Linked DNA regions of Mus musculus: all the other regions are linked to region 5. The links are chromatin loops, found by intact Hi-C in ENCODE. Cell type or tissue: left cerebral cortex. All regions are shown on one strand. Region 1 overlaps Trafd1 (TRAF type zinc finger domain containing 1). Region 2 has its middle 4.4 kb from the start of Trafd1. Region 3 overlaps Hectd4 (HECT domain E3 ubiquitin protein ligase 4). Region 4 overlaps Hectd4 (HECT domain E3 ubiquitin protein ligase 4). Region 5 has its middle 4.6 kb from the start of Hectd4. Region 6 holds the start of Gm52784 (a long non-coding RNA gene).

What was found. Hi-C counts contacts between places; a loop is a spot of excess contacts. Peaks named below come from ENCODE experiments on the same cell type or tissue, not always from the same donor. Only the 100,000 strongest peaks of a DNase experiment are listed, where the experiment ranks them.
Region 1: it touches region 5 in a loop (2.8-fold over the local background); 30 of 42 quality-filtered maps call a loop at or near these places.
Region 2: a loop joins it to region 5, with 5 times the contacts of the local background. A loop is called at or near these places in 32 of 42 quality-filtered maps.
Region 3: it touches region 5 in a loop (2.4-fold over the local background); 3 of 42 quality-filtered maps call a loop at or near these places.
Region 4: a loop joins it to region 5, with 4 times the contacts of the local background. A loop is called at or near these places in 22 of 42 quality-filtered maps.
Region 6: it touches region 5 in a loop (2.8-fold over the local background); 3 of 42 quality-filtered maps call a loop at or near these places.

What each region holds. Positions count from the first base shown.
Region 1 is chr5:121,370,471-121,375,470 of GRCm38, reverse strand. It overlaps Trafd1 (TRAF type zinc finger domain containing 1), which reads left to right. Exons shown (of 12, transcript NM_001163470.1): 8 at 225-455; 9 at 1,404-1,524; 10 at 1,997-2,333; 11 at 2,796-2,868; 12 at 3,059-3,746. The coding sequence ends at 3,112. Among named protein-coding and RNA genes, the nearest start is that of Gm42020, 13 kb to the left of the region's middle. In left cerebral cortex, no CTCF peak of the experiment used is centred here; a DNase peak (open chromatin) is centred at 1,923.
Region 2 is chr5:121,387,466-121,392,465 of GRCm38, reverse strand. No RefSeq gene overlaps it. Among named protein-coding and RNA genes, the nearest start is that of Trafd1, 4.4 kb to the right of the region's middle. In left cerebral cortex, a CTCF peak has its summit at 2,527 (motif pointing right); a DNase peak (open chromatin) is centred at 3,105; H3K27ac peaks cover 224 bases.
Region 3 is chr5:121,297,283-121,302,282 of GRCm38, reverse strand. It overlaps Hectd4 (HECT domain E3 ubiquitin protein ligase 4), which reads right to left. Exons shown (of 76, transcript NM_181421.4): 20 at 4,124-4,224; 21 at 2,640-2,838; 22 at 395-514. Among named protein-coding and RNA genes, the nearest start is that of Gm52784, 17 kb to the right of the region's middle. In left cerebral cortex, a CTCF peak has its summit at 2,299 (motif pointing right); DNase peaks (open chromatin) are centred at 2,365 and 2,923; H3K27ac peaks cover 450 bases.
Region 4 is chr5:121,265,023-121,270,022 of GRCm38, reverse strand. Hectd4 (HECT domain E3 ubiquitin protein ligase 4) reads right to left here. Exons shown (of 76, transcript NM_181421.4): 7 at 3,618-3,788. Among named protein-coding and RNA genes, the nearest start is that of Gm52784, 16 kb to the left of the region's middle. In left cerebral cortex, CTCF peaks have their summits at 2,780 (motif pointing right) and 4,577 (motif pointing left); DNase peaks (open chromatin) are centred at 2,467 and 2,903; H3K27ac peaks cover 205 bases.
Region 5 is chr5:121,213,131-121,218,130 of GRCm38, reverse strand. No RefSeq gene overlaps it. Among named protein-coding and RNA genes, the nearest start is that of Hectd4, 4.6 kb to the left of the region's middle. In left cerebral cortex, CTCF peaks have their summits at 2,596 (motif pointing left) and 3,337; a DNase peak (open chromatin) is centred at 2,600.
Region 6 is chr5:121,279,658-121,284,657 of GRCm38, reverse strand. Hectd4 (HECT domain E3 ubiquitin protein ligase 4) reads right to left here. Exons shown (of 76, transcript NM_181421.4): 10 at 3,489-3,602; 11 at 2,714-2,854. It overlaps Gm52784 (a long non-coding RNA gene), which reads left to right and starts at 1,379. Exons shown (of 3, transcript XR_003955778.1): 1 at 1,379-1,562; 2 at 3,039-3,145; 3 at 3,463-3,533. In left cerebral cortex, a CTCF peak has its summit at 1,989 (motif pointing right); a DNase peak (open chromatin) is centred at 2,973; H3K27ac peaks cover 439 bases.

The DNA of each region.
Region 1 (5,000 bases), 160 kb before region 5:
AGTAAGGATGAAAGACTATTTGGCCCCTATTTATGGTATGGTCCCGTGTGTGATGGTATGGTGTGATGGATGGCACAGGTGCAGGAGGGAGCAGTAGAGTGGAGCTGAACTCTGGCCTTTCCAGCACCGCAGCACTCAGGGGCAGTAGTTTCTTGGCGAAAGTGTTTACTGATGTAATTTTTCCTTGACCTCTCTTTACTTTTAACATGTCTTTTGGATGACAGACAAGCTGCAACCCTTCTCATGCCTTACGTTCACTCAATACGGGCAGCTCTTCCATCAGGGGTGTGGAAGATCCTGGTACCATCTTCCAGAACTTTCTACAACAAGCAACAAGTAACCAGTTTGACACTTTAATGGGCCTGAGCAGTTCAGCTGCTGTGGAAGACAGCATCATCATCCCCTGTGAGTTCTGTGGGGTGCAGCTGGAAGAGGAGGTGCTGTTCTACCATCAGGTGAGAATCCCTGGGGTGCTCTCCACCCTCCAGCTACACTCTGTCCGCAGAGCCCTGCTGAGCTCATGGCATCACAGCTGAGTAGAGGGTGGAGAAAGCATGTCCCTGAGTGGACAGATGCAGCCTGACTGACCGGCAGGCTTTCCTGTGCTCCATGAGAGTTGTGCTCCATGAGACCTGGGCTCCAGCTCTGCCTTTGTGGTGCCCTGGCTCTGAACTCCTCCCGGGGCTTCTGGAAAGAAGGGTGCTACACTGCATACTCGAAAGTCCTTTTTTCAGTTTCTCCAGTCTGGGATCCTATGTGGTTAGTGGGGGGAAAAATGCTCCCCACCCGCCCAAAGCCATCAGTTGTATGAAGAGCTAGTGGGGCAGGCGCCAGCCTTTCATTGCTCTTTGTACATCTCCCACTTCAAGGACAAAAACGCTGCTTGTCACCTAAGCCATGACACAAACACTATAGACAGAGCATGCTCTTCTGACCACCAGCCTTTGCTTCTTCCTTGCCCAGAGCCTCAGGAGCCCATGGTGGCTCCACTCTAGTTCCAGGACTCGGCTTCCTCCTGGTTTCCAGGATGTGTAAGCTGGTTGTCGGGGTCTGCTGTGTGTGGGGCGGGATGGTCTCCCAACCTGCTGACACCTCTCTTCCCAGCATCCCGGGTACTCATTTTCTTCTTTCTTTTTCCTTTCCTTTCCTTTCCTTTCCTTTCCTTTCCTTTCCTTTCCTTTCCTTTCCTTTCCTTTCCTTTCCTTTCCTTTCCTTTCCTTTCCTTTCCTTCTCTTCTCTTCTCTTCTCTTCTCTTCTCTTTTTTTTTCTTTTTTCTCTCTTCTCTTCTCTTTTCTTTTTTTTCTTTTTTCTCTCTTCTTCTCTTCTCTTCTCTTCTCTTCTCTTCTCTTCTCTTCTCTTCTCTTCTCTTCTCTTCTCTTCTCTTCTCTTCTTTTTTTTTAAAGGACCAGTGTGACCAACGCCCAGCCACAGCAAACCACCGTGCAGTGGAGGGCATCCCAGCCCAGGATTCGCAGCCAGAAAACACTTCAGCAGAGCTGTCCAGGAGGCGGGTCAAACACCAGGGTATCCACTGGGGCTGAGCTAGGGAGTGAGGCTGCAGCCACTGCCTCCTTAGCCTGCTTCGCATTCCTGCTCCCTGGGAGGCTTGCCTGTGCCTCCCGTTCCCACGCACGAGGGTCTCTTGGGGGACTCTGCTGAGGCTAAGTGGTCCCCACATTACCCCAAGCTGACCTAAGTGCAGACTTTATAGGCTATGGCTTCCAAGACAGCTGTGAATCACAGTGCCGCAGTAAGCTGTGGCTCCTGACTCCTTTTTTAAACCATCTTGCTGGGTGCGTGTTTCTGAAACTTCACACCACAAAGCCAAGTGCAAACGGCTTTTCATCGTTTGCTGACATCTGTTTGCTGAGCAGTTAGGAGGCTGGCCTTGAGGATCATAACATCAGCATGTAGAGTGGGCTGTCTGCCATGACAGTCTGCTAGTAACAGCTAGAGTAGCCTTCCCCCTAAAGCCACTGCCACCTTCTCTTCCCAGGAGACCTGTCATCTGGTTACATGGATGATGTCAAGCCGGAATCAGTGAAAGGCCCCACCTACTCGATGTCTCCTAACAGGACCATGAACAATGTGGCTTCCTGCAACCGACTGTTGAACTTACCGTCAGGGCCCAGGTCTGACTGCCAGCGTAGCCCTCCCGGTGTGCTGAAACTCAACAACTCTGATAGCCAGGACATCCGTGGGCAGATGCGGGGCAGCCAGAATGGGCCCATAGCATCCGGGCACGCTCCAGTGATCCACTCTATTCAAAATCTCTATCCAGAAAACTTTGCGCCCTCTTTTCCTCATGGATCCCCTGGGAGGTACGGAGCTGGGTAAGCAGCAGCCCCAGGATGGAGCCGACAGTGGCTGAGGAAAGCAGGGGCAGGTAGTCTGGCGCTGCTGGGAGGGCTCTGCTCAAAGCACTTGCCATGGAAGTGTGATGGCCTGAGTTTGATCTTCAGAAACTGAGTTGTCCTCTGGCCACCACACACATCATAGCAAATGTATCCACCCACATTGCACACATGCAGAATAATGCGGGGAGGTTAGAAAAACTCATACCTTTATTTCTATGCGTGGTCACAGACATTAGGAAAGAGCCATGGAGGGCTTTGCCTTTTTTTCACCAGTGGTGCTAAGGGAGGATCCCAGAACCTCACCCTTGTTAAGCCTGTGCTTTACCTAGGTGGCCCCCACCAGGCTCACTGAGGGGTCTGGGTTTGCCTGATGGCGCCGCCTCCCTATCTCCTCTGAGTTCCCACGTCAGCATGCTGACTCCTGCTCTTTGTTTACAGTGGGAGGAGTGAAGGTGGTCGGAGCTCTCGGGTCAGCCCTGCAGCTGCTGGCTACCACAGCAGAGCAGCAAAGGTAACCGGGATCCTGCAGTGACGTTCAGGGCAGATGCACACACGGCTGGGGCTGGTGGGGTTACAAATTCAGAGAATGTGCTGGGTACACACCTAGTAGCTTAGGGTCCATTCTTTGGCTTTTTTCGAGGGAAGCTCTCTTGGAACCAGGCAGCTTCAACATGTCTGTCCTTTCACTACTTATCCAACAGGCCAAGCCTCCAAAGCAGCAGGGAGCAGGCGATGCGGAGGAGGAAGAGGAGTGATGGTGACTCTGGGGGCTCTTGCAGCCCCCACCCCACCCCACCCCATGCATAACAGAACATGCTGGTGCAATGTCCAGCTGCCTCTCGGGCTTACTGGGCAGGAGAGACACCAGATTGTAATTTTTCCTAGGTTATGGCCATTTTGTGTCTTTGCGATTGTGCTGTGTGTGTTTGGGTTTGAGGGAGGGCTAGCTGGGAGGCCCGAGCTGCCATTGTTGAGCAGCCTTGAAATCAGCGCTGAGTGTCTGTGGCCCTCCTGGCCCATAAGGGCTCCATCCTTAGTGATGTCATCACCACTGCTTCTTGGTGCTTTGTGGTCCTGATGGACAGAGACAAGGGTTCTGGGATCTCAGAGTGAGAAGCATCCTCCTGGTGGGGACCTAAGCTTGAGTGTGCAGCGTGTTACACAGGCACATGTCTGGCAGGGACACGGACTGGAGGCCACCTTCGTCCTTGCGGGTCACTCACCCACCTCTCTCTGTTCTTGATGAGGAATGTACTGCTTTGTTCATGCTGCCCCTACCAGGGCCACTCCTACTCATGAGGACGGAGGCGCCAGCCCCTCCCCTTTTTATTTTACTGTTCTAATTGTCTATTTCCTTGTAATAGAAATAAAGTTTGTATTTAGAGCTCAGCTTGTGATTCTTTCTATAGAGACAGAGGGGAGTGTGCATGCACGGTCTCACTGTGTAGCCTAGGCTGGCCTTGAACTTAAAATCTTCCCGCCTCAGCTTCTAGGCTGCAGGCATAGTTGATGTCTGAGCTCTTTGTTGGATGCCCTAGCATGGCTTCCTTCTCAGAGGGCTCAGAATTCAAGGCTTATGTTTTTTTTTTCCCCCTAAGACATTCCATGTAGACCAGGCTGGCCTCAAGATCTTGACTCTCCTGCATTCCTTCACTTAAGAGCTGCCAATCTCCTCCAAGATTTGAACTCTGGAGGAAACTCAGAGGTTCATTGCAGCTGTGGTACTACTTGGAGCCTAGGGAGTTGTTTCTGACAAAAGAGTAAACAGAGGGTTCTTAGAAGTCTTAATCCTGGGCCAGCCATGGGGGTGCACACTTGTAGCCATTAGAAGACTGAGGAAGGTAGCTTAGGATTTGTCTCAAAGCAAAGCACAAAACCTGAACCCCAGAAGGAGCCTTTGAAGGACAAGCGATCCTGCTTCAGCACCCTTGTCAGGGATTAAGATGCAAGAACTGCCCCTTCCTTCAGATGCCGTACAGACACTGCATGGCTTACAAAACGCTCTTCTGATACTCGTTCTGCAAAGCCAGGACACCGAGAATTAGTCTGTCCCCAAATGAGACATACTGTAGCCAGGATATACCACTTAGATACCAGGCTCACCAAGGGTGGCTTAGAAAACCTTCCTCAGGAGCCAGAGGACATGGCTTCTGCTGTCACTGACTTCCTCGTGGGACTTGAAAGAGGTGGCAGAAAGGGTTCAGGGCAACTTGGGTCTGTTCCTGGTGAGGATGGAGCACAGGCTCCCAGGAAGGAGAACTCTCAACTCACAGGACACCGTGTGGATTGGACATGGTAAAATGACTGGTGGGCCATTAGCAATCTGCTGTCCTAAGTGGCTGTGGATACTGTTAAAAAATTCACATGAAACTGAAGACAGACAAGTGTAGCCAGAAGTTAATCTCCCTGTATTCTCAGGAGTCTGCACTTTTTTTTTTCTTTTTTTGTTTTTTTGAGACAGGGTTTCTCTGTGTAGCCCTGGCTGTCCTGGAACACACTTTGTAGACCAGGCTGGCCTCGAACTCAGAAATCCACCTGCCTCTGCCTCCCGAGTGCTGGGATTAAAGGCGTGCGCCACCATGCCTGGCTTGCACTTTTTAATGTCTTAGCAATTCTGGTGTTCGCAGCTGTGGTTCCAAGCCA
Region 2 (5,000 bases), 170 kb before region 5:
TTGCTCATTTGCTCCGCAAGCACTGAGCCTTGTTTATGGAGTTTTGGAGACTGTCTCACTATGGATCTAAAGCTTGTCTGATATTCACATCAATAATCCTGACTCAACCACCTTTAAAAAGTTGTGAGCTGCCTTGCCTGGCTTTTTAGACTCTTTTTTTTTTTTTCACTGTGTAGTCCTGTCTGTCTGTCTTAGCCCTCAATATGTAGACCAGGCTGGCCTCAAAATTACAAAGATCCTCCTGCCTCTAGCGCCACATGCTGGGATTAATAATATGTGCCACCATACCCAGCCTTATATGTAGAGTTCTTTTACACATTATTTAGATGTATGTAGTTCAACTGTCATCAAGTCAACCTGGTTTTGTTTGGAGACCAGGCTGGTTTCAAACTCACTACATACTCAAGATGACCCAGCACTAAAGACCTTGAACGTCTATCCTCCTGCTGTCTGGATTTCTAGTTGCTGAGACTTGAGTTGCTTTGTCATCTAAGGCTTAGGTAAGTATTTCCTTCACCAAGGTGGTACCAATTTGCACTTACCATCCGCAGGTAAAAAGGGACTTTCTCTTGTCCATTCAGTCCTTTCTCAAACTTTTAGATCTTTGTCGATTTCGTGGTGAAAGTATGTTTCTAAGCATGCTTGGTGGCACAGGTCTTTAGTTCCAGCACTTGGGAGGCAGAGGCAGGCGGATCTCTAAGAGTTTGAAGTCAACTTGGTCTGCAGAAAACAAAAACAAAAACAAAAACAAAAACAAAAACAAATAAACCGGGCTGGTGAGATGGCTCAGTGGGTAAGAGTACCCGACTGCTCTTCCAAAGGTCCGGAGTTCAAATACCAGCAACCACATGGTGGCTCACAACCATCCGTAACGAGATCTGACGCCCTCTTCTGGTGTGTCTGAAGACAGCTACAGTGTACTTACATATAATAAATAAATAAATCTTCAAAACAAAAAAATCAAATAAACCAGGACTAGAGAGATAGCTCAGCAGTTAAGAGCACTGACTGCTCTTCCAGAGGTCCTGAGTTCAAATCCGAGCAACCACATGGTGGCTCACAACCATCTGTAATGAGATCTGACACTCTCTTCTGGCGCAATGGTGTACAGAATGGCGCAGAATGAGCACTCATACATAAAATAAATATCTTAAAAAAAAAAAGATCAGCAAGCACTCTGTAGTGAACAACACTGAACCATCTCTGTAGCCCTTGCTTTGGATACATGTGTGTTTCTATTCTTTTGATCAGTTTAATCATATTCTGTGGTTCCCTAGTGTTGTTCTCTGTATTACACTTTTTTTTTTTTTTTTTTTTGGTTTTTCGAGACAGGGTTTCTCTGTGTAGCCCTGGCTGTCCTGGAACTCACTTTTGTAGACCAGGCTGGCCTTGAACTCAGAAATCCGCCTGCCTCTGCCTCCCAAGTGCTAGGATTAAAGGCGTGCGCCACCACACCCGGCTTACACTTTTTTTCATTATGTTTTATGGGCATGGATGCTTTGCCTGCATGTATGTCTGGATACCCCATGCTTGTCCGCTGCCAGCAGAGGCCAGAAGAGGGTGTCAGGCGCCTTGGAATTGTTTAGAGACTGTTATAAACCCTTGTGTGGATGGTTCATAACGTGAACTTGGGCCCTCTGTGAAAGCAGCCTTTAAGCCATCTCTACAAAGGAGCTTAGCTTTATGCCATCAAGAGGTGTTTTAGTTGGGTATTTATTGCTGGAATAAACACTATGGCCAAACACAGCCCAGGGAGGAAAGGGTCTTAAGCTTCCAGGTCACTGAGGGAAGTCAGGACAGGAACTCAGGGCAGGAATCTGATGCAGAGGCCATGAGGAAGGCTCGTGCTGGCCTGCTCCCCACGGCTTGCTCTGTTTTCTTTTATACCCCAGACCAACCTGACCAGGGTGATACCAGCCACAGTGGGCTATGCCCTTCAGCATGAATCTTTAGTCAAGAAGATACCCCAGTCCAATGGAAGCATTTTCTCAGCTGAAGAGGGCTTCTCGAATGACTTTAGCTCCTGTCAAGCTGATAAAAACCTAAAGGTAGGCATTTCAACACCCTCCCCACACACACATTCACACTGTAAACTGCCTGCCTTATTCCCATTGGGTTTTTATTTATTTAGCTTTTGAGACAGGGTCTTTCTCCCTGTGTAGCTGTAACCATTCTGGAACTCACAGATATCCCCTCCCCACCCCCATCCTCCCATCTCCCCACCCCCCAACCTCCCACTTCTCCACCACCCCCTATGTCTTCAGATTGTTGGAATAAGGTGAGGCCACTTACTCTCAAGTTCTTTTGTATTTTGGGCTGTTTTGAAACAGGGTCTCTCTACATAGCCTTGTCGACCAAGTTGGCCTCAAACTCACAGGGATTGAAGAAATGCTGACACCACCTGGCTGCCTAGCTTCAGTTTTGTTGTTTGTTTTTAAAGATTTTTTTGTAAAGGTATATGTGAGTACACTGTAGCTGTCTTTAGACACACCAGAAGAGGGCATCAAATACCCATTACAGATGATTGTTGGCCACCATGTGGTTTCTGGGAATTGAACTCAGGACCTCTGGAAGAGCAGTCAGTGTTCTTAACTGCTGAGTCATCTCTCCAGCCCTGGCTTTCAGTTTTAAAATAGGTCTTGTGTAGCCCAGGCTGGCCTTGAACTCTCTATGTAGCTGAGAATTACTTTAAATCCCTGCTCCTCCTGCCTCTACTTCCTAACTGCTAAGGTTACAGTGTGTGCCATCATGCTGGGTAGGGTATTTACTTTCTTAGGTAGAGCTAAGAGGGAGGGAGAGAGAGAGAGAGGGAGAGAGAGAGAGAGAGAGAGTTAGTTTTCTGGGAAAAAAAACCTAACCAGGTTAAGATTGTGATTGTGAGGCATCTCCTGCTGCTGCAGATACCAGCCGGCTCTGTGCAGGTACTGAAGGATGAAGCTATCAGGGGAGGGATAGAGCCACAACTCCAGGGAACTCTGCCTGGTAACCAGACAGCCTGGAAGGTGTCCCAGCATGCTCTGAGGATGTTGGTCCAATCCCTGTCCTCTGTATGAATATGTATGAGTGTCCAGATGTCAGCTGAACCCCCTCCTTCCTGCCCAAACAGCGTAGCTGGCCCGCAATCTAACCTCCAATCATTCCTCCTTCTCTTCAATAGCTGGGACAAATACATCAACGGCTCTCTGTTTCAGAACTGGAAAAATAGTGTGCACATTGCATTTCAGAAAACACACCCCCAGAATGTTCCAGAGCCGAGTGCCTCCCATGGGGAACTGATTTCTAGCGCCGGTTTCACAACTGTGTCCCCAGTAATAATGGATATTGCTGCGACTATGAAAAAACAACAAAAAAAACAAAAAACAAAAAACGGAACCAGGGCTGAGGCAGGCGCTCAGCGCACAGTGTAACTTGTGACCTCCAGCACAGAAAAGAAAGCATGGGAAAGAGGCTGGAGGTGGACAGTGTGTTTGCCCAGCAGATACAAAGCGCTGGGTTCGAGCCCCAGCACCACATAAAAAGTGTGGTGGCACACACCTGTAATTCCAGCACTTGGGAGGCAGAGGTAGAAGATGCTCTGCAAGATAGGTAGACAGATAGACATACAGACATATAGACAGACAGACAAATAGATATACACAGTCATGATAGATGAATGGGAAGATAGACAGATATATACACAGACAGACAGATAGATAAACTAAATAAATCCAGCCACAAGATTTGCCAGTTGCATGCTTCCTTTCATATGAAATCCTCAGGCAAGTCCATGGACACAGAAATTAATGGAGAAAAGAGGGAAGATGGAGCTGCTACTGTAGGTGCTAACAAGACAATCAACAACAGAATGGCTTGGCTGTACAATCGTGAATACATTTCCTTTGTGTGTATATTATTATTATTATTACTATTATTATATTTTTGAGGCAAGGTTTCTCTGTGTAGTCTAGGCTGCCCAGGAACTCACTCTGTAGACCAGGCTGGCTCTGAGAGCCACCCATCTCTGCCTCCGGAATGCTGGACATAAAGCTGTACACTATCACCACTGGCTTGCAAATGAATAAATATAATAAAATATTTATGAACTTTACTGTGTGTAACTATAACCCAATAAAATGTAAACTAACACAAACGGACAGTATGTTTGTCCCAGCAGCTTTGGAGAAGAAGATGGGTTGTGCACTGCCTCCATTGCCAAGGATCCAGAGATTCACTTCCTGCTAGATAAAAAGGAACCTAGGACTCTTGGGATGGCTCTGAGGGTAAATGTATTTGTTTACTCTTGATAACTAGCGTTTAATCTCTGGAACCTACACAGCACAGCGAGAGGAGGGACCTGATTCAGACCCAAAGCCACGCTAACAGCATCCCTGCTACACACTAATGAGTAAAAAGACATTTCAAAGGGAATTCGATTTCATAACCCATTCAGAGTCATGTGTGGTGGTGCATGTCCTTAATGCCAGCACTCAGGCAGACAGCATTGAGGGTTTGAGGCCAGTTGGGTCAATACAGGGAGCTCCAGGGCAGCCAGGGCTATACAGTTAGATCCTGTCTCAAGAGAAAACAAATTTGGTGTTGGTCAGTGACTAGGAGGGTGACTTTTGTTTTTTTTTTTAAAAAGATTTACTTATTGTTACATGTAAGTATACTGTAGCTGTCTTCAGACACACCAGAAGAGGGCTTCAGATCTCATTACAGATGGTTGTGAGCCACCATGTGGTTGCTGGGATTTGAACTCAGGACCCTTAAAAGAGCAGTCAGTGCTCTTAACCGCTGAGCCATCTCTCCAGCCGCTCCCTCCCAGTCCTCCCCCCCCCCACCACCCCCGTGGGTAAAGTTTACTGTCTATCAGGAAGCAGCAAACCCCAAACCATCAAGTGGGAGAAGCTAGAGTTAAAAGCCATGCACAACTTGATCTAATTCAGCAAGTATGGGGCCTCTTCCATGAGGCCCTAGGACAAGCAGGGCCTCAGGCCAGGGATCGGTGAATTTCAGCAGCT
Region 3 (5,000 bases), 84 kb before region 5:
CAAAACTTTTAAACTGCAGTGTTCTATGGTCAATGTCCAGAAAAGGACCCTGGGAAAACTAGCAGCCCCACCCCCAAGAAATAGTTCTGACAACCCAGTGACCACAAAGAACCCTGTGGATGGATTGAAGCTCCAGTGAGGACAGGGGTCTGATGTCCTACAAGCAAAAGGAAGGTAATTCTAAATAGAAGTGGGAAGGCAACAGCCATACCAATGTGGCCCTAACTAGCTAACTATGTGCCTGTCTAACTGTGAACTATAGGCCTAGCAATGTGGCAATAACTAATTCAAGTCCCATTGCAAATGCTTGCTGGGTTACACTTAGCCTCAAGCCCATTAAGAACCTACGAACACCTTCCTTTTTCTAGAAAGAAGTTGTGACTTGATCCCATACCTTCACCAAGTCCTTCGGCCAGCCAGTTCCTAAGACACTCCGGCTGCCATATCCCAGAGTGTTGCCTCCATACTCAGCAACCTTCCTACTGTTTGTGTTAGGCCCCGCGTAAATCACCAACTTCAAAACAGAAAATAGACCGTTAGACTGTAAAAGAAAAACAAAAACAACATCTACAAATAAAGAGGCTGCAAAAAAACATTTGTAAAAAAAACATTTGTAAAAAATACATTTATAGCCAGACCCTGGTATCATTCATTATAATGTAACTAATAGATCCTCATATCTGAAGTCTAGCTGATATAAGTCTGGAGACAATCAGCTATTGGTATTTATAAGGCAGTGAAAGAAAAATAATGATTGAAATTATTCACAGGCACATTTCTGATATTTTCAAATCTAGGTTGGCACAGGGACACTAAGATCTAACTAATCATACCGTGTGTGTGTAGTTCTCAGATTGCTATTTTCATCCTAGTTATCAGAACTCATTTACAACAGGTGCAGTTTGGCCCTTAAGTCCTCCCCAAAATGAATGTAGTGACTAATATAGGCAGGTTCTAATCCCTAATACAAATAAAAGCAACAAAAAATGAAGAAATCAGGATTTAAAAATGCAACAAAGTAAAAACAAGCCACACATTCTTAAAACATTGCTTAATGGCATAAAGAAATGACACAAATATAGATCAAAAATATAGATGACTGCTGCTTATAGGGACAATTTTCATCTGTTAATACTGTCCTCCCATCACCCAGTTTTATCTAATTGGCTGGTTTGTTTATTATTAAAGTTGTGTTTGCATGGTATATGTGCATGGGGGGATTGTGTGCCACGGCCCATGTGGGAAGGCCAGAGGACAACTTTGTCAAGTTGGTTGTCTCCTCCTCCTTTTCATGGGCTTTGGGGAGTACATGAGAGGCCATCAGGCTTGTGCTGTAAGAGCCTTACCTACTGAGTCATCTGGCCCTCACTGTCTGCTTCTATCATAGAAGAGAGTGGCAACTCACTTGGCATTCAAGTATGTCGGGGGGAAACAGCACTCTCTCTGGCTTCTGTAACTAGCAAGCCTGAGCGTATGGTACACTGATGCCCCTGGCAGCTAAGCCAGGATGTGAGAGCTCCATCTTTAACTCTGGATGCCTGTCAGCTCGTGAGCTCTGTCCTGTTACACCTCTTGCTGACACCAGCCAGGAAACATGGGGAAAGTAAATATATTTTTGTCTATGTGGGAAGCCTCCTTGTGCATCATAATTGTAATATATGTGGCAGGCACAACTCAGCACATACCAGAAGAGGCAAATTATCACTTTTTAAAGAAAAACCAAAACAATACCAACTAAAGGGGTAACGTCTGCTTGCACATGAGGCACTGCAGACACTCCGCCTGAACAGAGGAGGCAAGGACAGCCAGAGCCAGGCTCCATGAAGCATCTTAGCTGCAGGCTGAGGTGAGTTTTCAGGACACATTTTCAACTCCTCCAAATATCTGAGATGCTTGACTCTCCTAAAATCTAACAGGGAGGAAGATTTAACATCTGGCTGTGTGTCTCACCATCTCAAGGTAAGTGTGGCTAATTTACCTTTAACCTAAAAGCCTCCCTTGACGAGATTAAGACATCTGTCTGTACTCCATTTGCCCCGGGCAGAGGTGCCCTGTGGCTGACCAGCAGCAGACAGCATGCGCAGCGCTGGTCTGTGTGTCCTTTCCTCAGCCTTTCCTCAGGACTCCAACTCAACAGCAACAGAAGAAAACCCTGCCCTTTCTGAATGGTCATTAAGTCGTTAAGTCCTCAAAATCTATGTAGGTGTCTGAAATAATAGCGAAGAAGAAAAAGCAAGCCAGACTCAGGCCTATCTGAACCCTTCTAAAAGCCACCTTCTTCCACAGGACACATAAGAAGCCTCCAGAAGAGGGCAGTGAGACCATTCCAGATCAACAGCCACCACACACCTACACAACTGTCAAGAGGGAAGGCAGAAGGCAGCAGAGCCACAGGAAGTCCTCTGTCTACAATCAAGCTCATGGGTGCTTAGAGTGACAATGTCTGCACGCCTACAGCACTGCAGTCAGACACAGAGGTAAGGCTCTTCAACTTCCTCAGTCAACACCAGCCAAAGCACTACCTGAGGGAGTCTCCAGAGAGGGCCCCGAGGCAGAAATGGGTGAGGCATGGAGAGCAATGCAAAGGAAAATAAGAAGCAGCTAAGTCGAGGCAGCAGTGACAACTGGCTCCTGCTTACTTTGTCATAGTCGTACTGTGACGAACATCTGGTGTCAAATCGTAGGTACAGGCAGCGAGCTCCTGGGATATGAACAGTCTCCTTAAACTTATAGTTGTCTCTGACAGGGTGTACTGTTTCCACGGTCTTCCCAGCAGCCCATGGGGCGGGGATCTTTAAGCCAGTGAGGAAGCCTGGCTCTTCCTTTTCTTCTAGCATTCTAAAACCGGAGAAAGAGAAAGAAGTGCAGCTTAACAAGGACAACAAAACCAAAACAAACTAGAAATGCAGAAGACAAGTTAAGAAACCAGTCTTCCATTCCCCACCCACACGGCATGACAACACTCTACCATGGAAGCACTGACAAGCAAGGGAAGGTAGTTGGAAATGCTCTGTGCTCACGTTCCTCCTGTCCTGTCAGTAGGCATCGCATCACTTTTCACGCACCACACGTGCACTTCCTACTCCTCCAAGGGGATGCGCAACAGCAGCCAGGAGAAGGCCTCACTATCACCCATCACAAGTGTAGGGTGGGACTTCAGGCTGGGCTGCTTTCCACGAGTTTCTAGTTCTTTCCAGTGTAGTTTCACTCAGGAGAGGTGACCATGAAAGCCCCTTCTCCATTCTCATCGAGCTTGCAAGAGCCTGAGCCTGAGGCTGTGGAACACAAACTCAAACTCTGGACTTGGCTGCATGAGGTCACTTCCTTTGTTTCAGCTCTGCTCCAGATCTGCCCTGACACCAGAGGCTCACTGATGTGTATGATAAGAAGATAGGCCCAGCACTGGGGAGGGAGGCACATGCTGGAGGCTCAGGGTCCAAGGGCAGCCTGAGCTCCCCAGTGAGCTTGTACACAGGGAAGCTTCTGCCCTGGATCCCCTGTCTCCTTAGAAACAAGGGAGCCAGGCCGGGGGTGGTGGCGCACGCCTTTAATCCCAGCACTCAGGAGGCAGAGGCAGGAGGATTTCTGAGTTCGAGGCCAGCCTGGTCTACAGAGTGAGTTCCAGGACAGCCAGGGCTATACAGAGAAACCCTGTCTCGAAAAACCAAAAACCAAAACCAAAACCAAAACAAAAACAAGGGAGCCAGGCCGGGGGTGGGGGTGGGGTGGGGTAGGGTAGGGGGGTTGTTGTGCACACGGTCAGACCCAGCACTCAGAAGGCAGACCTGTCTTCTGCATAGATAGACTGTATCTATGCAGACTATACAGTGAGAGTCTGTCTCAAAACAAAACAACAACTCACAGCTACAATGGGAACCGCAAAGAACAAAGAAGAAAGTTAATCTACTAAACTCAATCTTTCTTGTATGTCCACTGTAGTGAGAGTTTCAAGTCAATTTTGAGCAGGTTCCTTCACTTAAAGGGAAATGCAGTCTAACTTGTCCCTTTAAATTTAGAATACTCTTGTAGCTGGCTATGGAATCCTGGCCCTAAAATATTTTCTTTTCCAGTTAGCTAACCCTCGTAAAAGGAGTACAAGGCTCTCACCGCATGCACACATTACCTCTCATCAGGAAAAAGCCTGCACTTCTGGTCTGAGGTGCCACATGGGGAACAGCTCATCTCGGCAAACGCTGGACACTGGGTTTTAAGCAGCAAGGCCGTCTAAAACATAAACCATCTGTATGTCTTTTTTTGCTTGTTTGGTTAATTTTTTGTTTTAACTCTTGCAATTTTTTTTACTAATTATTTTATTTATTTACATTTCAAATGTTGCCAACCTTCCTGGTCTTCCCTCCACAAGACCCCCCTTTGTCTCTAAGGGGTACTCCCTTCACGCCTCACCCCTTCTGGCAACCCCCTACGCTGGGGCATCAAGCCTCCAAGGACCAAGGGCCTCCTTTCCTACTGATGCCAGATAAGATACATATGTAGCTGAAGCCATGGACCCATCCATACTCTCCTAGCACCTGACCAGTACAGATGCAGATACTCACAGCCAACCACTGGACTGAGCCCAGGGAACCCAATAGAAGAGTTAGGGGAAGGACTGAAGGGGATTGCAACCCCACAGAAAGAACAATATCAACTAACCAGATCCCCCCCACCCCCAGAACTGCCAGAGACTAAACCATCTATGTGTTACCCAGGTAGCTCCCGACATGAACTTGCAAGTCACACTGCATCCTCACAGTCCTAGCTGCCTACTAGTGAGGCCACCTCCCCGTCCCCTCCTGCACTTAACTCTCAGCTAACAAGAACTCAGGACAATGTATGTCCAGTAGGCTGTCAGTCTGACACTAGCACACTCACAGCTGGTCAGACCACAGCCACTCATTAAGTCACACGAACACCAACTTTGTATCTTAGGTGTGAAAATGTTCCTGGTTCTGGTAAAGGACTGGCTGTGTTTGTAGTGCCACCCTGTGGATCAAGCTGAG
Region 4 (5,000 bases), 52 kb before region 5:
GCCACCTTGTAAATCTGTCACACACACCAACCAACAACCATTCTAAAACATGAATAAATCTCAAGCTGGAGAGATGCCTCAGTGGGTAAGAGCACTTGGTTCCCATCATCTAGGGTGGCTCACAACTGTCTTTAACTCTAGCTCCAAGGGATCTGGTGCCCCTGGCCTATGTGGGTGCTGAACCCCTCAGCTCAGCTGCTTCTGCCTGGCCGTCTCTCACAGTGTCTCAGCCTTTCTCCTCCTGGATGCCACACTGGCCTGCATGGGACTGGCCTATGCCCTCAGCATGAGCTTGGTCTTCTTGTGGGACTCCTGACAGTAGGAGCAGGGGCTGTCTGACTCTGCAGGCTTTGGGGATCCTTTTCCTCCTACTGGGTTGCCTCATCCAGCTTTAATACGAGTGAGAGGATGTGCCTAGGCTTATAGCAGCTTGCTATGCCATGTTTGCTTGCCCATCCTTTCCTGAAGAGAAAAGAACAAGGAGTGGATGGATATAGGGGGAAGGGAGTAGGGGACAGAGGAGAAGTGGGGGTCGGGGGACTAGAAGGAGAAGAAGGAGGAGAAACTTTGGTCAGAATGTAAAATAAATAAATAATAATCTTTTAAAATGCATTTTAAAAAATGAAAGAAAGCAAACAGGCTGAGTAAGCAGTGGAGAGCAAGGCAGGAAGCAGCTTTCCTCTGTGGGGTCTGCGTCAGCTCTGCCTCCAGGTTCCTGCCTTAAGTTCCTGCCCTGACTTCCTGGTATGATGGACTATAAGTTGGTTTTGGCCAGTGTTAATACAGCAATAGAACCTAACTAAAACAGTGTGTGTGTGTGTGTGTGTGTGTGTGTGTGTGTGTGTGTGTGTGTGTATACACATGCATCAGAGTACTTGTTGAAGGTCAATGGACTATTTATAGAAGTGATTCTCTCCTTTCACCATAGGGGCAGTGGGGACTGAACATAGGTAACTGGGCATGGTAGCAGGTTCCCTTACCTGCTGAGTCATCTCTGGCCCCTGCACTCCATTTATTTAGATCATAAAGCTAACTATCTTCCTATACTGGTTAGTTACTTAGTAGTCATAAAGGGCATGTCATGATAAGGCATTCTGAAAGACCAGCCGGTTAGTTAGGCCTTGCTGACAGCAGACTCCTGTGAATTATGCACCTGAGCTCCTTGGACAGGCTCCGGCTGAGAAGCTGCCCGAGTGCCTGCAGGAGAAAGCCACATTTCAAATGAGGGAAGAGGGGAAGAGGAGTCAGCGTGGAGGGAAGGGTCTCAGAAACACACTGTGACGCATGACGGCTAGGGTGATGGGCACATAAGGCTAGGAAGAAAGAGTGAGCAGAAGTGCCTGCCTTTGCAGAGAAGGGTCAACAGTTTCTGTGATGGTGTTCAAATCAACCACTGCACATAGCTACAAGCTCAAGTAAGAAAAGGGCTGCTTGACCACTTAACAGCAAAAGATAAGGCACTTCTGGACTGAAGGTTATGCGGTGGTGTGATATGCTTGCCTCGAGAAGGTTCAGGAAAGCCAAACACAGTGGTGCACGCCTTTGATGCCAGTACTCAGGGAACAGAGGCAGGTGGACCTCGGTACACTTGAGGACAGCCAGGGCTAGTGCAGTTGTTTGAATAGGCATGGCCCCCATGGACTCATGTGTTTGAATGCTTAGCCCATAGAGAGGGGCACTATTATGAGGTGTGGCCCTGTTGAAATAGGTGTGGTCTTTTGGAAGAAGTGCGTCACCGTGGAGGTAGACTCTGAAGTCTCGTAGGTTCAAGCTATGCCCTATGTGACATACAGTCTCCTCCTGCTGCCTGAGGATCAAGTTGTAGAACTCTCAGCATCTCCCTGCACACTGATACGATTCCTACCATGACAATAATGAACTAAAATTCTGAAACTGTAAGCTAGTCCCAATTCCAATTAAATGTTTTCCTTTTGGTTTTTTGAGACAGGGTTTCTCTGTATAGCCCTGGCTGTCCTGGAACTCACTTTGTAGACCAGGCTGGCCTCGAACTCAGAAATCCACCTGCCTCTGCCTCCAGAGTGCTGGGATTAAAGGCGTGCACCACCACGCCCGGCCTATGGTGTCACTTTATAGCAATGAAACTCTAACTAAGATAGTGAGACCCCGTCTCAAAGAAAAAAAAGAAAGGGAAGAAGGAAGAAAGGAGCCAGCCAGGCCTGGTGGCTCAGCTCTTAATCTCAGCACTCAAGTCAGGAAGATCAAGAGTCTAAGGCAGAAGCTGCAAGATGCCTCGGCAGGTGTAGGTGCTGCCAAGTGAGTCCCAGTGGAAGGAACGAAATGAAGTCACAAAGTCCTCGGGTGACTTGTTTGAGTAGGACCCCAAATGATTCAAAGGCCTCCTTTCAACCTGAAGCAGACCCCTCTCCTGCATCTGCTTCCTGCCGCAGCAAGGCTATTTGAGCTGTCACATCCCCTCCATCCGGCCAGATACCTAAGAACAGCCGTGTGTTGTCTTCACACTTGGAGAATCATTTTCCTATGGGTTATGAAAACACATCTCTACTTTTGCACCAAGAAACCTACTAACTAGGCTATTTTTTTCTTAATTCCTCACCCACCTTTATGTGTGTATGTTTTATTTCTAGACACTTCAGAATTCTCACTTTATTCTAAGTAATCTAAAATTTCACAGTAACGTACCATGGTGTGGGCATTTTCTATTCTTGTGTCAGATATCTTTTAATCTAACTAATTTATTCTGAAATCTCTTGTGTTTCGCTTGCATGTATGTCTATGCACCATGTCTGTGCAGTGCCCATGGAGGCCAGATGAGGGCACTGGATCCCCTGGAACTGGAGTCACAAATGTTTATGAGCTGCCATGTAGGTACTGGGAGGAGCAGGCAGTGCTCTCAACCACTGAGCCATCTCTCCAGGCCCCTCTTCTTTCTTCCTCTTTTAGTCATTGCCTTGCTGTGCAGCACAAGTCATCCTTAAGCTCATTATGTAGCACAGGCTGGCCTCAAATAGACACTCCTCTGGTCCCAGCCTTCTGGAAGCCATCACACCTGGCTTTGCCAAGTTCTTTATCTGGCAAACTACACTGGTTCCCTCACGGCCTGAAATCATCACTTATCTTCTCAGTTGCTTATGGGTAATCTTTTATTTCTCCACTACCGTCACCCTATCTGCTCAACTGCCCTGCGCCAGGACTCAAGCTCCACTGGATCAGCAGCCCAACCTCCCGTGGCCATCACTATGTTCCACCCGCAGGGTAGAACACTATTGGCTCAGTGAGTACTCAGCTGACATCCACTGTCTCCTCATAGCTCCAACTGCAACTTCCCAGGCGCTCACTTCTGTCTGGAGGGTCGTCTTGATATTTCAGTTATACCCACACACATTTCTGCTAAGACCATCCACTGCAATGCATGCAGTAAGGTTACCTCCTCTCATGCAAGATGAGCCTTCAAAAAGCTAGACTGCACTGACCCCACACAGCCCTAAAGCAGCAGCCTCCAAGGGCTGCAAGAGGAAAGCGGTGCTGAGGAGACTGAGCACAACGGGTACTTTAAGTGGCAGGTTCTTTGTATATAGACCTGAAAGGAAAGCAAACAGATACACTTCTGCAGTGATACACAATGAATTCAAACTTACCACAAGTTCAAAAATGTCCATGAAGACAGAGTGTCCCTTTGGGGTTTTCTCATTTAAACTGGCAGGGGACCAGATCCAGTAGAAGTAAGTGCCATCTGAGGAAAGGTGCACAGTGCTCATGGTGCTGCCCACAGGAAGGGGGCTGGCGGGCATGGGCACTGTCTGGCACACCTGATTAGGAAAAAGGCCCTTCATTAGAGGGATGCAGAGATTCTTTTTGTTTGTTTGTTTGTTCAGTTTGGTTTTTTTCAAGAGAGATGTGGCTATCTGGGAACTCACTCTGTAGACCCAGTTGGCTTTTGAACTCACAGAAATCCACCTGCCTCTGCTTCCCCAGTGCATGAGTATGCCTAGCACAGGACAAAAAAAATTCTAATTTGATGTGTCATCTCACTGACACTTTAAAGTCGAAAAGGAAAATTCATTAGGTTCCTTATCAGAATAAAACTGTTATTTATATCTAAGAATAACACATAAAATTATATGGAACATAAAAGTTCATAAAATAGACTGTAAAATAAACATCAACAGCCAAACAATAAAGGAAAATGGACATTAACTCAAGTTATACTGTGATAAAAAAATATTTACTACGTTCTTTAAATCTGCTCTACATGGATATTCCAACATTGAGAATTAGATTTTAAAAACAGGCATGGAGTACATGCTTGTAATCCCAGCACCAAAAGCATGAAGGTAGGACCAGAAATTTAAGCTCATCTGTGGCTATACAGTGTGTTCAAGGCCAGACATGGGATTGTCTTGGGGGAAGAATATATTTAAGCCACATGTGGTGGCACACTCCTGTTAATCCAGCAACTTAAAAAGCTAAGGCAAGGGCTGGAGAGATGGCTCAGCGGTTAAGAGCACTGACTCCTCTTCCAGAGGTCCTGAGTTCAATTCCCAGCAACCACATGGTGGCTCACAACCCTCTGTAATGGGATCTGATGCCCTCTTCTGGTGTGTCTGAAGACAGTACAGTGTACTACACTGTATATTAAATAAATAAATCTTTAAAAAAAAAAAAAGGCTAAGGCAAGAAGATTGTTCCATGAACACACACACAGACACACACACACACACACACACTTCAGACCTACTCTCTTTAATCTGTACACACTGCCTGTAGCATGAAGTGCTCCCAGCACCAGCACCCTGATGCCTGTTGCCAGACACTGGCATTTAATATAAGAGGAAATGACAACCAATAAAGGCACGGACCAGATTTTTAAAAAGAAAATAGAAAAAAAAGAAAAGATGAAAAACCCAAATAAAAGCCATTAGCGCAGCATACTGCCGCCTCCAGGGCACATGGAAGACAGTTCTCAGTCATTCCTTTCTTTGGCTCAGCCACTGCTCTGGCTACATATGTAGTAAGACCCA
Region 5 (5,000 bases):
AGTTCAAATCCCAGCAACCACATGGTGGCTCACAACCATCTATAATGAGATCTGATGCCCTCTTCTGGTGTGTCTGAAGACAGCTACAGTGTACTTACATATAATAATTAATAAATCTTTTTTTAAAAAATTCTCAGCCGGGCGTGGTGGCGCACGCCTTTAATCCCAGCACTCGGGAGGCAGAGGCAGGCAGATTTCTGAGTTCGAGGCCAGCCTGGTCTACAAAGTGAGTTCCAGGACAGCCAAGGCTACACAGAGAAACCCTGTCTCGAAAAACCAAAAAAAAAAAAATAAAATAATAAAATAAAATAATTCTCTGCTCAAGTCGGGCGGTGGTGGCACACACCTTTAATCTCAACACTTGGGAGGCAGAGGCAGACTGATTTCTGAGTTCGAGGACAGCCAGGACTACACAGAGAAACCCTGTCTTTAACCCCCCCCCCCCCAAAAAATTATCTAAGTGGAGTAGTGATGCCTTTAATCCCAACATGGGGTCAGAAGTAGGTGGATCCGAGTCTATAGAGTGAGTTCCAGATAACCAGGGCTACACAGAGACCCCAGTCTCCTGTGAATTCTAGGCTAGCCTGGTCTACAGAGTAAGTTCCAGGACAGCCCCGGCTACACAGAAATTCTGTCTGGAGAAAACAAAACAAATTTATTGATCTTATTTTACAGGAGTGGGTGTGTTTTCCTCAGGCATATCTATGCATCAGAGAACTCTAAGAAAGCCCTCTACCAATTGAGCTACATCCCCAATGGATGACTTAGGACTTCTTTTTTTTTTTTTTAAGATTTATTTGTTTGTTTGTTTGTTATATGTAAGTACACTGTAGCTGTCCTCAGACACTCCAGAAGAGGGAATCAGATCTCGTTACAGATGGTTGTGAGCCACTATGTGGTTGCTGGGACTTGAACTCCTGGCCTTCAGAAGAGCAGTCGGGTGCTCTTACCCACTGAGCCATCTCACCAGCCCCTTCTTTTTTTTTTTTTTTTTTTAATTGTGCCCTTCCTCCTTCTTTCTAATTTTTTATTCATTTTATTATAACGTGTGCACCACATGTGTGCCTGGTGGCCTCAGAGTGAAGAAGGCATTGGATTCCCTAGAACTGAAGCAACAGGCTCTGAGACTGAACGCCAGCCCTCTGTGAGAACAAAGGCTCTCAACTGCTGAGCCATCACTCCCGCTCTCTTGTGCTTTCTTTCTCTCTCTCTCTCTCTCTTTTTGTTTTGTTTTTTTTGTTGTTGTTGTTGTTTTGTTGTGTTTTCCAAGACAGGGTTTCTCTGTGTAGCCCTGACTGTCCTGGACCAAGCTGGCCTCGAACTCAGAAATCCACCTGCCTCTGCCTCCCAAATGCTGGGATTAAAGGCGTGCGCCACCACTGCCCGGCTGCCATCTCTCTTTCTTGACAAAGGCTCATAGCCCAAGCTGGCCTCTAACTTGCTCTGTAGCCATGAATGACTTTAAACTTCTTGATCCTTCTACCACCACCTCCAGTCCTGGGATTACAGGTGGATACACACATCCAGCTGGAATTATCCTCTGTACCTTATTTATTTGTTTGTTTCTTTGTTTGTTTGTTTTGGGGGGTTGGAGAACAAAGAATCAAGATGGGGAAAGGGGCCATGCTGTCCCGGCAGCCCCTTGTCAAGAGCTCAGAGGAAGAGGGTACAAGCGGGAAGACACCTGTCCGTCACCCACCCGTGTGGGAGCGGTAACTCCCCAAGACAGACGGGGTGAGCTTATCAATGGACGTCTAGCGCTCCAGCTGCTGGTGCAATGCTGCTGGCCTTGGCTCAGGCTAGGGCCCCTCGGGGATTTTGCAATATCTTGCCCGTCTGTTGGCATTTCTGTTCTGGCTGATTGTCTGAACTGGGTCTGTAATCCGTCTTGGGTGCCCAAACATGCAAGTGTGGCACGGAGATAAGCAGTCGCTCCGAAGCTGAGTACAGCTAAAAGAGAGTTCTAGAAAGAGCTGCCAGGCTAATCTATAAGGGAATTGACAAAGACAGGAAAAAGTGTAAAAACACATCTGTCAAACACACATGAACCCGCAGCGGCGATTATTCCCATACCACTGATCGCGTTCTCGAAGAGGAAGCACACTCTGCTATCTCCTTTATAAGGGATCCAGTAGGGCTGGTGAGATGGCTCAGTGGGTAAGAGCACCTGACTGCTCTTCCGAAGGTCTGAAGTTCAAATCCCAGCAACCACATGGTGGCTCACAACCATCTGTAACAAGATCTGATGCCCTCTTCTGGAGTGTCTGAAGACAGCTACAGTGTACTTACATATAATAAATAAATAAATCTTAAAAAAAAAAAAAATAAGGGATCCAGTAGGCCAGGTTCATTTTTGGGTCTCCTTATTTTTCTGCTCTTGGGTGGGTGTGCGAACAGAAAAGCAAAGAAATCCGATGAAAGGGATTCTAGAAAATCTTCTTAGAGCCCCACTGGATTAGCAGAACTAAGGGACAGCCTTGGCTTTGACAAAAAACCCCCAAGATGAAGCGACTTTGAATACTAAGATCTCCAAGATGCCATTCCCTTGGACAGCTGAAGGATGCTGTATGCCCTCAGCGCCCCCTCGTGGGCTGCCGAGGCATTGTTGCCTTAAATTACATATTCCAGGTTGGAAATCTGTAGAAATCCTCATTCATTCCTGCTACAAAAACAATCCCAGTGGTGGGTGGCCCACATTTTTGGAAACTGGATCTCTTGAAACTCAGATTATCCTTAAACTCATTACACAGACAAAGGCTGGCCTTGAACTTCTTCTTGCCTCAACCCTCTCTCAGTGACATGTACAGCATACTTGGTTGTTTTTGTTTTTGTTTTTGTTTTTTTATTATTTTTTTAAGCCGGGCGTGGCGCACAGCTGTTTTTGATCCCAGTTGTTAACATTGAATTTTACCCCAGCTGGTTCCTGCCAGTTCTTCTGTGTTTACATTCCTGTTTTGTGTAAGAATCCAGTAACCTCTTTGTACCTTGCCGGTGTGTCACCCAACTTCCCTATTTCTTCTGTATGAAAAGTTTGATGCTCGATTTGACAAATTACATTCAGATCCACACTTCCTTGTGTCGAGTTTGTCTGTCAATTCCCACCAACTCCTTGCCCACCTGCACTACAGACCCGTTCCACACAGACAAGGGACCAAAAGGGTCTGCGGCAACCATGTGAGTTCCTGGTGCCTTCAGAGGTCAAAGAAGGGCGTTGGATCTTCTGAGACTGGGATTACAGGCGGTTGTGAGCCACCACGTGGGTGCTGGGAATTGAAGAACCTGAGTTCTTTCTCTGCAAGAGCAAGAAGTGCTTTAAACTGCTGAAGCATTTCTCCATCCCCTGGTGGTTGTTTAAATAATTATTAAAAGTTTACATCAAAGCCAGGTGTGGTGGCACACACCTTTAATCCCAGCACTTGGGAGGCAGTGGCAGATGTATTTCTGAGTTCGAGGCCAGCCTGTTCTACAGAGTGAGTTCCAGGACAGCCAGGGCTACACAGAGAAACCCTGTCTCGAAAAAACAAAAACAAACAAACAAACAAACAACAAAAAAAATTTACATCAGAGCCAGACACAGAGGCAGAGGCAGCCTGGTGTACAGAGTGAGTTTCAAGACAGCCAGGGGTATGCAGGGAGACTTTATCTCAAAAAAACAAAGTGCATGGTGTCGAACACCTTTAGTCCCAACACTAAGGAGGCAGAGTCAGATGGATTTCTGTGAGTTTGAGGCCAGCCTGTTCCAAAGAGCAAGCTCCTGGACAGCCAGGGCTATACACTGAGATCCCTTCCATTAAAATAAAATAAAATAAAATAAAATAAAATAAAATAAAATTTTTTAGTTGGGCCAGGCATGGTGGCACACGCCTTTAATCCCGGCACTCAGGAGGCAAAGGCAGGTGAATTTCTGAGTTCGAGGCCAGCCTGGTCTACAAAGTGAGTTCCAGGACAGCCAGGGCTACACAGAGAAACCCTGTCTTGAAAAACAAAAAACAAACAAACAGAAAAAAGAATACCACCATCTACGTTAGTAGTTCCCTGTCTCCCAGTATCTCTCTTAACCTAGACTCTACACATGTTGATCATTCGAAAGTATGGCATTGGTAGCCTACACTTTAATTTGTAGTGCACCTGGCCTGGTTCCCTAGGGACCTCACAAACTCCCCATGGGCACATCCTAGCTCAGTGATAGTGTTACACAATTCCCTGTAGCTCCCAGACTCTTTAACTTCATCCCTGTCTTACCCTGTTGTGCCCTGAGTTCATGGGAAAGCCAGTCGAGCCCAGGATTTGCAAAGTTCGCTTGCAACTAGCAAAAGTCTTTCATTTTCAAGTTCGAACTTGGATCACCCACCTCACACTCACCACATGAACGCTGGCAAGCAACTGGAGTCCAGAAAACATTGGGTTTATATGCAGTATAGTTAGGAATAGTGTGAGTATTCACAGGAAAGGGGAGTAGAGGGTGGAATAGTACTGAAGCAGGAGGAGGGTAATGGGTGTCTGCTTAAGGTCTAATTTTTAAAAAAAATATTTATTTATTCATTTATGTATTATATGTAAGTACACTGTAGCTGTCTTTAGACACTCCAGAAGAGGGCATTTCATTAGGGATGGTTGTGAAGCCACCATGTGGTTGCTGGGATTTGAACTCAGGACCTTTGGAAGAGCAGTCAGCACTCTTAACCGCTGAGCCATCTCACCAGCCCCTCAAGGACTAATTTTATGTCCAGTGGTAACTGTCTGTGACCTGATCTCGGTTTACCTTTTTTCCATGTATGTACAGTGTCCAAGGAGGGAAGAGGAGGGTGTCTCCCTTGAGCTTGTTATTCCTCTAAGGTCTCAAGGACAGGCACCTGGAGTTTGGCTGCTTATCGGCAGGAGTGTTGGTTTTTGGAGACACAGAGACAGTGCCATTGTAACACTAGGGTAGGAGGAGGGAGCCCCCGGGACCACTGCAGGAGGATGCAGCACAGAAACCTGCTGTCTGCATATTGTGCTTG
Region 6 (5,000 bases), 67 kb before region 5:
AGGTGAAAGCAGGAGGGTCACTAGTTGAAGATCCTTGGCTACATAGTGAATATGATTCCAGCCTGGAATACATGAGACTCTGCCTCAATTTTTAATTGTGTATTTCTTTATTAGAGTTTCTATTCACTTGTCATAGTCATCACACTTTTCTTCAAAATTTCCAAGACATTTTCAGTTAGTTTTTATTTATTTTATTTTATTTTTTAAAGATTTATTTATTTATTATATGTAAGTACACTGTAGCTGTCTTCAGACACACCAGAAGAGGGCATCAGATCTCATTACGGGTGGTTGTGAGCCACCATGTGGTTGCTGGGATTTGAACTTAGGACCTTCAGAAGAGCAGTCGGGTGCTCTTACCCACTGAGCCATCTCACCAGCCCAGTTTTTATTTTTTAACATATTTATAATGCTGCTTTAAATCTATCTTCTAAAAAGCCCAGAATCTGAGTGTCTCTAGTGTAGCTGGGCTTCTTTTCTTTAACCCCTTGTTTCATTATTGTTACTATTCTTGAGTCTGATGTTAGGAATGTGAGCCAGGGTCTTGCTCCTTCTGACAGTCTGCTGTACACTGAGCCATACTCCCAGGTCTGGGTTTTATTTCAAGACTTGGTGACTTAACCGATAGTCAGAGGTGGCACCCCAACCTCCTGAGCTAGTAAGACTTTGATTCTATATGGATCTGTTTGTAAGGCTGGGTGTGTTGTGTCAGCTCTGGCAATTGTAAACTCTGCCCTGATATGTAACTTCCATCTGGCCCTCTGACAATGTTTTCAGTTTACATTTATCTAGACATGAGCATACAACAAAGGTCCTTCAGTGTCCCTTACTAAGGACACTATACGGAGGCCCCTGTAGAGATTCATCAAATTTCCAGATACTTTGCTGTTCTGTTGAGTCTGGTTTTCTCTCTCTGGTACCAAAGACAGTGGTGGTGCTGGTGTTGGTGCTGGTGGTGGTGGTAGTGGTGGTGTTTGTGGGAAGCCGTTGCAGAGTGGCAGTTACAGAGTGGCAGTTGCAGAGTGGCAGTTGCAGAGTGGCAGTTGGCTACAGCTGGCCACCACACATACATAGCCAGTAAAGGTTCTTTTGCCAAGGTGAGGTTTTGAGAATTGACAAAAGTTAACCAATCAGATGAGAGACAAGTTAACCAATCAGATGAGAGACAAGTTAACCAATCAGATGAGAGACAAGTTAACCAATCAGATGAGAGAGAACGCCTGCCCTAGGCCTATAAAAGCAGCACCAGTTCTGGGCTTGAGGTCTTTTCGCTTCTACAATCAAGCTCTCCCAATAAACGTGTGCAGAAGGATCCTGTTGCAGCGTCGTTCTTCCTGGCCAGTCGAGCGTGCGCAAGAGGTGTTGGTGGTGCTGCTGCTGCTGCAGATGCTCAGCCCCAAATCCAGTCAGCCCTCAGGAAGCAAAGCTGCTGATTTCACAATAGGCCCCACCCTGGCAGAATGGCTATCATGACCAAGGCTGAATGGAGACTAAAGCAGCCTCAGCTAAAAACACCCCAGGCTTCCACTGCCTTAACCCAGCAGGCTGAGGGGACTGTGGAGGTGGTTGGTTGCTTAAGCTTTCACTCTGTAGCCCTGGCTGGACGAGAATGAACTATGTAGAGTAGGCTGGCCTCAAACTCACAGCGATCCACTGCCTCTGCCTACTGAGTGTTGTTGCTGCTGCTGTTGATGTTTCTGTTGTTGTTTTTATTTTTTTAAAGAATTATTTAATGTATATAAGTACAATGTAGCTGTCTTCAGACACACCAGAAGAAGGCATTGGATGTCATTACAGATGGTTGTGAGCCACCATATCATTGCTGGGAATTGAACTCAGGACCTTTGGAAGAACAGTCAGTGCTCTTAATCTTTGAGCCATCTCTTCAGCACTCTGTTGTTGTTGTTAAAGATTTATTTATTATTATACATAAGTACACTGTAGCTGTCTTCAGACACTCCAGAAGAGGGCATCAGATCTCATTATGGATGGTTATGAGCCACCATGTGGTTGCTGGGATTTAAACTTAGGACCTTTGGAAGAGCAGTCAGTGCTCTTAACTGCTGAGCCATCTCACCAGCCCCTGTTGTTGTTTTTAATATGGTGACTCCACTGACCAATTTCCAAAACCTGGATATAGATGGTTCTTACTTTGTTGATAATGTCTGTTTTAATAATACTTTACACAGAGAGAATTTGCTGAGTTATTCTCTCCCCCTTATCAAGACAGTTGCTCTTAATAATGTCAATACTGCCAAGCACAGTGGCACACATTGTTAATCCCAGCACTTAGGGGGATTCTAGCCTGAGAACCAATAATCAATGTTTTTGGGTTTTGTTTTGAGGTAAGACCTCAGTCTGGCCCACCTTAAACTAGAACTCACTCTGTAGCCCAGGGCGGTCTAGAATATAGAGCAGTCCTCCTCCTTGAGCCTCTCCCGTGCTGAGATTACACGAGGCCTCTCTAGCACCAGTAATTAAATTTTACATCTAAGTTTAGATTGTGGGAGGGAAATAGGGGTTTCTCTTTAGAAGCCTACAAGTTCCTCGAAACCTCCACTGAACTACATGCCTTCTCCTTCCACACGGCCAGCCTTCCTGTCACAGACAACAGAGGGTTTCTCCTCAAATTCCAAAAAGGAAGCGGTCGCCACGTCCCCAGCTACCGCTGCTCCTCTAGTCTGTCACAGTTGGGTCTGAGCGTGCTGCTCACCTTTGGGCTCGGTGATGATATGGCTGACACCCAGTCTCTGGCACACGTAATGGAAGGCCTGGTTCCCAGGATTGCACCACTGGTCGATGTAGTCATTTGAGCAAGTCCATAGCATGTTGTTCATGGTATCATAACAGGCACCTGCAAACAACACGGCTCACACAGCTGCTGTGCCACTGCACACCCCAACAGATTTCCTACAACACCCCCAAAGAGCAAAGGACAGGAATTCTCCCCAGCGCTGACAGCCACACTCTACCCCCAAAGATCTACATGACAACAGACTAAATTGGGACTGAGCATAAAATCTAAATTTAATTTACAGTTTTGCTCAGCTCCTGTGTGAGAAGGGACAGCTCATCCATATGGTCTGCTCCTGGGATGGATGCACTCAGGTGGCTTTCATGAAAGGCCACGAAACCATACGAACAGGTAACAACCACGCACAATAATGAGTCAAAAACCCCTCAGTGTGTTCCCTAGTAGTTGGGACAAAGAGCAAGCCAAATGTACAGCACCTGGTCATTTTCTACCATGTGTTCAGAGGAACACATCTGTATGGAAAGGACTGTGATGGTATCATTTTACAATCTAATGTTCAGTGTCTTCAATGGCAGCTCACCTGACAAGTTTATACATGGGAGCTTGCACACTGAGTCCCTAAATTAAAGGGTATTAGCATTTCTCTCTTTTAAGAACACTGGAGTGCCACAGAGACTTGACAAGATTCTTCAAAATCAATCACCCAGGTTTCAAGGAAACAGGCGTGTCTTACCCAATCCTGGTACAAGAGCACCACGCCCCAGCGAGCTTCCAGCAGCATCTATGAGATCTGCACGACTTGCGAACTGACCATCTGAGATGTTATACACCAAACTGGAGGCCAGGACTATGAAAACAGACAGCTATTTAATGATCCTGAAGACTACTCTTTAAAGTTTTCATTTTAGGCTCCTAATCAGACTTCTTTTGAAAATTCCTATTTTGTTGTTTTCTAGTGATATCAACAACAAAAAAACAGAAAATACACACAGACAGAAGACCTCTAAAAGCAATGCTGACGAAATGTCTTCATAACCTTGATATTAAACTATGTTTCTGAGAGTGATTTAAAGCAGCAATGTTGACATGAAGGTGTTTTTCTATATTAGAAGGTCAAAAGAGAGAAAGCACAGAAGGAAGCCTTGAGTCACAGAGTGGCAGTGCTTGTAGGAAGGGTTTCAGCTGGCCTTGTCAGCCTTGCTATGAGGTCGCTCTCCCTCCTGGCTCTCGCTGTCCCTCTTACAGACACACAGGAGAACGGAGCAGTGAAGAGGACAGGCTGTAGGGTAGGGGTTTGCATTCTGGCTCTACCTCTTCTCCATGGCATGGGGGTGTTACTAACCTTGCAGGTTTCTCACTTGCAAAGCAGAGATAATATAAAGTGCTGTGCTGGACAGCTGTATGTCAACGTGACACATGCTCTAGCCATCTGAGAGACAGGAGTGTCAACTGAGAAAATGCCTCCAAGAGGTCAGACTGGAGGCAAGCCTGTAAGGTATGCCCATTATGAATAGTATCATTCCTGGGCTGGTGGTCCTGGATCCCATAAAAAAGCAGCACCCCTGCACGGCCTCTGCTTCGGGTTCAGCCTCTGGGTTCCTGCCCTGCTTGAGTTCCCGCTCTGACTTTCTTCAGTGATGGACCACAATGTGGAAGTATGAAATATAGCTCTTCCTTCCCAAGCTTGCTTTTGGTCCTGGTGTTTCATAGTAACAGTAACAATCCTAACTAGGAGAGGTCCCTACCTCATGGCTGCCATGCACTCCCATGAGTGTTGGTTACTATTGCTGACATCACACACACCCTGTTTGCCTGAGTTTCACCATGATGCCCAGGCTAGCCTCAGATGCCTGGTTCTCCTGCTCAGCTCCCCAGATGCTGACATTACAGGTGTGAGGCACCATTTTTTCTCTCTCTCTCTTGTTGTGGTCTTTCCTTCGCAATCTGGCCACAAAGTCACTAAGTAACTATGGCTCTCCATCCTCCCAAGTACTAAGACAGTGGTTCTCAACCTGTGGGTCACAACCCTCTGGGGGTGCACTGGCCCTTTCACAGGGGTCACATATCAGATATCCTATATATAAGATATTTACATTATAATTCATAACAATAGCAAAATTACAGTTACTAAGTAGCAACAAAATAGTTTTATGATTGGGGTCACCACAACATGAAGAATTATACTAAAGGGTCCTGGCATCATTAGGAAGGCTGAGAGCCCTATACTAGGTTTATGGGTGTGCTC